Linked DNA regions of Homo sapiens: region 1 is linked to region 2. Evidence: read pairs that join two places in POLR2A ChIA-PET (ENCODE). Cell type or tissue: endothelial cell of umbilical vein. All regions are shown on one strand.

Evidence for each region. Peaks named below come from ENCODE experiments on the same cell type or tissue, not always from the same donor. Only the 100,000 strongest peaks of a DNase experiment are listed, where the experiment ranks them.
Region 1: POLR2A ChIA-PET joins it to region 2 with 6 read pairs; 2 of 35 experiments call an interaction of 5 or more read pairs at or near these places.

What each region holds. Positions count from the first base shown.
Region 1 is chr2:172,051,363-172,053,862 of GRCh38, reverse strand. All of the region lies in intron 1 of METAP1D (methionyl aminopeptidase type 1D, mitochondrial), which reads right to left. Among named protein-coding and RNA genes, the nearest start is that of DLX1, 33 kb to the left of the region's middle. In endothelial cell of umbilical vein, no CTCF peak of the experiment used is centred here; a DNase peak (open chromatin) is centred at 1,392.
Region 2 is chr2:171,861,773-171,864,272 of GRCh38, reverse strand. All of the region lies in intron 3 of SLC25A12 (solute carrier family 25 member 12), which reads left to right. Among named protein-coding and RNA genes, the nearest start is that of SLC25A12, 31 kb to the left of the region's middle. In endothelial cell of umbilical vein, no CTCF peak of the experiment used is centred here; no DNase peak of the experiment used is centred here.

The DNA of each region.
Region 1 (2,500 bases), 190 kb before region 2:
AAGCACTTTCACCCTGCAGTGTGCCATCAATCCTCAGTTACGTTACACTGCAGAGGTATCAAATATCTGGGTAGAAAACAACACAATAATGTAGCTTGGCACTACTTTACATTAGCTAACAATGTCAACCAGAGATAATATGTGATTTAAAAGACACCCTGTAAAATGTCTTACTGAATATATTTTTTCATAATGATCAGTAAATGCCAAAGTCTAGTAACAAAACTATTATTTATAGCATGTTAACATCTAATTGATTTTACAAATGGAGGCAATTATTTTGGATGAAGAGAGGAATGCCTGCCAGATTTAAATGATTTATGATTACCAAGAGAGAAAAACAACAATGTTTTGCTAATTCATTTTCAAATATGGTTCTTACATTCATTGATGATTTTAATTTTAAACCAAATGATTTGCTTAATAATATATTAACTTTAACAAGAAAAAAAACCCAACTTACTTTGTGACAGCAATCTGATACATTTTTAACTGTTTAAAAATGTTGCCTCCTACAGTAAGCTCAGAAGGGACTATAGCATAGGAATATATTTTCGGGGTGCTGATTTAGACCCACAGAAAGATCACACTTCATGAACTCCAACCAATTACTCAGAGTAGGAGCACAGGCTCTTACAGCGCTGTGTGCTTCAAGTCCATGAGAACACTGCAAATGCATCCATGCCTTATATTTCTTGACCTAAAACACTGATTGCTTGACATGTTTCATAACTTGTACAAATGTTGCTAAAGAAAAATTAAATAGTCTGCATCACTTGATATAACTCTTTTATTGATTTTTATAATCTAGTACTAAGGTGTACGTTTCAAAATAAATGAGAAAGATTGAAGGTTCCTTCCCATCTCAAGGCAACTATAAAGCAGAAGAGAAGCTCACATTTCATGAGAAATAACCTATGCATTTGCTGAGGGAAAAAAAACCACATGCACTACTAGGGAATGCCCCAGGCTGAAGCAGATACTGATTGGGCAAAGCTAAAGGACAAGAGCCCTTGAAACTAAACAAAAGCAAATTCATCTGTTGACAGATGTTGATTACATCAAAGCAACAAGGAACTCCCCCAATTCCCAATTTTTAAAACAATTAATACAGCTCTATAATCTACACAATAAGGACAAAGTTAAGTTTTTTAACCGATCATAATAAACATTAGTGAACTTGTTTTAAAAGAGTTTCAGTTCAGTTACAGACTATTCTAGTGTGTTTTTAGCTATGGGCTTCTCCAAACAGTGGTTTATTCATTCCCATGGACATGCCTGGGAAGCCAAGCTGGCCATACCATCAGCCCCTTCCTTCCAGGGGTTAACTGCTCTGGCTGCCAAATAAAATACAGAGCGAGCCATGTAATTATGGAGACAGTCAAAGGGCAGGCTCTATTTTGAAATCTATTTGCACAGACAAGGTCTTCCAATTGAACTTACAGGAAACAAGCTGGTAAAGAGCCTCCTTTTCCCCAGATGCTTTCCACACTTTTTCTCCAATGCAGGAAATCGTGGATATGGACACCATACACCACTGCTTCCTGGATTTCAAGCTAAGATGCCATTACAGAGAGAAAAGTGGATCTGTTTCACCAACCTTTAAAAAACATTTTTTTGGCCTAATTAACAGCATTTGGCAACAGCCTCTGGATGATAAAGCCACAGTGTTTATTAAACAACATTTCTAAAGAGGATGCAGGCCCAGTTGGTATGCAGGTGTTGGAAAACAGCTCATTTTCTTTAATGCTGAAAATAAAGCACATAGTTGAATCTAAAATATGTGGGCATAATACTTGTCTGAAATAAATATTCTACTTCACATCCAACCGTGTTGTCCTTGAAGTTATTTTTACTTAAGACCACTAAAACAGTAACAAAGATCCCACAGAAATAAAAAGGAAATGTGTGCAATATTTTAAATGACAAAAAAGTCATAACTCACTTTTATGCTGAAACATAAAAGTTTATCCTAGTTGTTTACTGCTCTAAGTTTGCAATTTTTATGAGGATGCATCATTCTCATATTAAGGTAGGACTGGGTCACTACTACTAATAAAATTCACCTCAAATGAAGTTGAGATGGATACTGGTCTGTAGATGTCAGAATTCATCTACAGCCTGGGAGTCTTGGTTCTAGAAAAGATGAACTGGAAAGTCAGTCACAGAGCGCTTCTGGGGAGAGGAAGGGCAGCAGCCTGAGGGTACCCTCTTCCAATAATAACAACATTTAAGAGTGGTGCCCAGGTCACTGCAAAACGTGACCTTCCCCAAGGCCTAATCAGGAAGTTGGCGCTATACTATATACCTCCTCCTTTAAATAAAATTATCAATAGCAACTGATAGAGTATAACATCAATGACAAGTTCAGAAATGTTTTACGAAAACACTTCATTTTGCTTCTTTACAAAAGCTAAATCTGTTAATATGTGATTATTCACTAATGTACACCACCAGCACACAGGCATCTGTATTTAAAACAAGAAGCATTCCCCTCTTT
Region 2 (2,500 bases):
GTCTACATCTCCAAGCCTCCAGGGCCTAGGCTCTTTCTCCTACCTGTTGAGGTGCTTGTGTGACAAACTTTGAGAAACTAGGCAGTAAGTAGTCTAAAAATTATTTCCATTACCACAGATGTAAACAGATTTTAGAAATGGTGGGTTGGAATGGGACAAGACTCGCATGCAATAGAATCAATTTAGGTAGCTATTGTAATAAAGTAGAAAGATTGGTGTCTAAGTTCTTTGAGTCCAGGATTAGTACTGTATTCAGTTTTATTGTCCCATAGAACCTTGCACAGTGTGTGAAATTTACTATGTGTTCAACAAATATTTGTTTTGGAAAGATTTTATATCATTTATAAATGGCAGGTATTGGGAAACTTGTATACCTTTTAGGTCTACTCTCTCAAAATATATCAACTGATAAATCACTGTGGATCATTCACTCATAGGATCTTTCAATAATGATTAGACAATAAAGCAAATGAAAATTAATTATACCTATCATAAGTCCTTCATCAGAATTATTAAAGGTAACATATATATTTAGCTCTTTTAGAAATTATCAGAGTATTTATTGTTAGTAATTTGGTCTAAGACCTGATTTCAGAATATCCATATATTTTCAAATGTTTCCTTTTATGACCATCTGCTCTATTCTATCTCAGTAGTGTATCTTCTTTGAAGCTTCATGTGGTTCTCCTAGGCTGAGTTGCATTGTTAAAGTAGGACATTTTCTTTTCTTTTTTTTTTTTTTTGTCGGAGACGGAGTCTCACTCTGACACCCAGGCTGGAGTGCAGTGGTGTGATCTCAGCTCACTGCAACCACTGCCTTCCGGGTTCAAGTGATTCTCCTGCCTCAGCCTCCCAAGTAGCTAGGATTATAGGTGCATGCCACCATGCTTGGCTAATTTTTGTGTTTTTAGTAGAGATGAGGTTTCACCATTTGGCCAGGCTTGTTGTCTCGAACTCCTGACCTTGTGATCTGCCCGCCTCGGTCTCCCAAAGAGCTGGGATTGCAGGCATAAGCCACCGCACCTGGCCCATTTTTCTTCTTATAATCATCTTTTTAAAAAGATATTCTCTACTGGGCACAGTGGCTCACACCTGTAATCTCAGCACTTTGGGAGGCTGAGGCGGGAGGATCGCTTGAGGCCAGGAGTTTGAGACCAGCTTGGACAACATGGTGAAACCCCATCTCTACACAATTAAAGAAAAAAATTAGCCAGTTGTGATGGTGTGTGCCTATAGCCTTAGCTACTTGGGAGAGTGAGGCAGGAGGATTGTTTGAGCCCAAGTGTTTGTGGCTGCAGTGAGCTATAACTGAGCCACTGCACTCCAGCCTGAGGGGCAAAATGTGAGATTCTGTCTTAACGAAAAAGAAAAAAGATATTCTCTTTTCTCCCTCTTTCTATTTTCTACCCCTTAACCCAGGGCAGTGATGAAATATTAGAATAGCTTACTTGGTACGTTGTTTCCTGCTCCAAAATGTGTTCCTTGGTTCTATCATAGTTTTCTGATGATGAGTCCTATAGATATGTTATGTGAAATAGCAACATATAATATTGCTTATAACCACTCAAGACCAAGTCTGAATGAGTGGAGCTAGTATAGACAAGTTCAAGTGATTTGGTTAAGTGTGTGAGAAAAATTGGTCTAGGAGTGGTTGAAACACGCTCTTTTGTGCTCTGCAATCCTTCCCCCATGTTTTCCGGGATGTTAACTGTTCCTCTCTCTTGTTCCCCATCTCCTTTCCCCCAGTAGATAGTAAAATAAGTAGGAGTGTTTGGATATGGGTGCTTGCTGTAGAAAGCCATGTAACATACAAAACAGCATTATATATTATAAATAGCACAATCAGTTGTCTAAAAGTAAAAGCCATTAGCCAAGTATTATTTGTGGGATTGTGGCTTAAACTTTGAAGTTCTGGTGTATAATGAAAAGCAAAATGATTTTATGCATTTAATGCAGATCTCAGAGACTATAATTGTGTGATCTAATCTAAAATATTTAGACTGTTGCTTACTTGAAATTGTAACTTCTAGAACCATAGTTTCTATATTTAGTCCTAGTCAGAATTTTATCTGGAGGTTCTGTTCTCCTGTGATGTAGAAAACTGGTGTTCTTTTCTTCTACTTTTTCCCCAAGTGTTTTCCTTTATGTTACACAGGCATATAGAGGAACCTTTTATGCAGAAATCTTGATTGTTTTACAAATTATAAAATTAACATTAATATTTTGTCATTTTATTAGTTCCTATTTACTAAATTAAAAAGGGGCTTCGTAGAAAATTTTTAAAAAACACACCAAATTCAGAAAATATATTTTTCAAAGTTATAAAATGAATACATGTTCTTTCTAAAAAGTCAGACAATGGGGTAATACGGTAAAGAGTGAAAGTACCTCCTTATCCCCATTACAAGGAAAACTAATAGAGTGTGAACTAATCAGTAGTTTCTTCACTCAACAGTTAGTAGCTTGTGGTTTGCATATATTCTATTAAAGTCTTGATTGG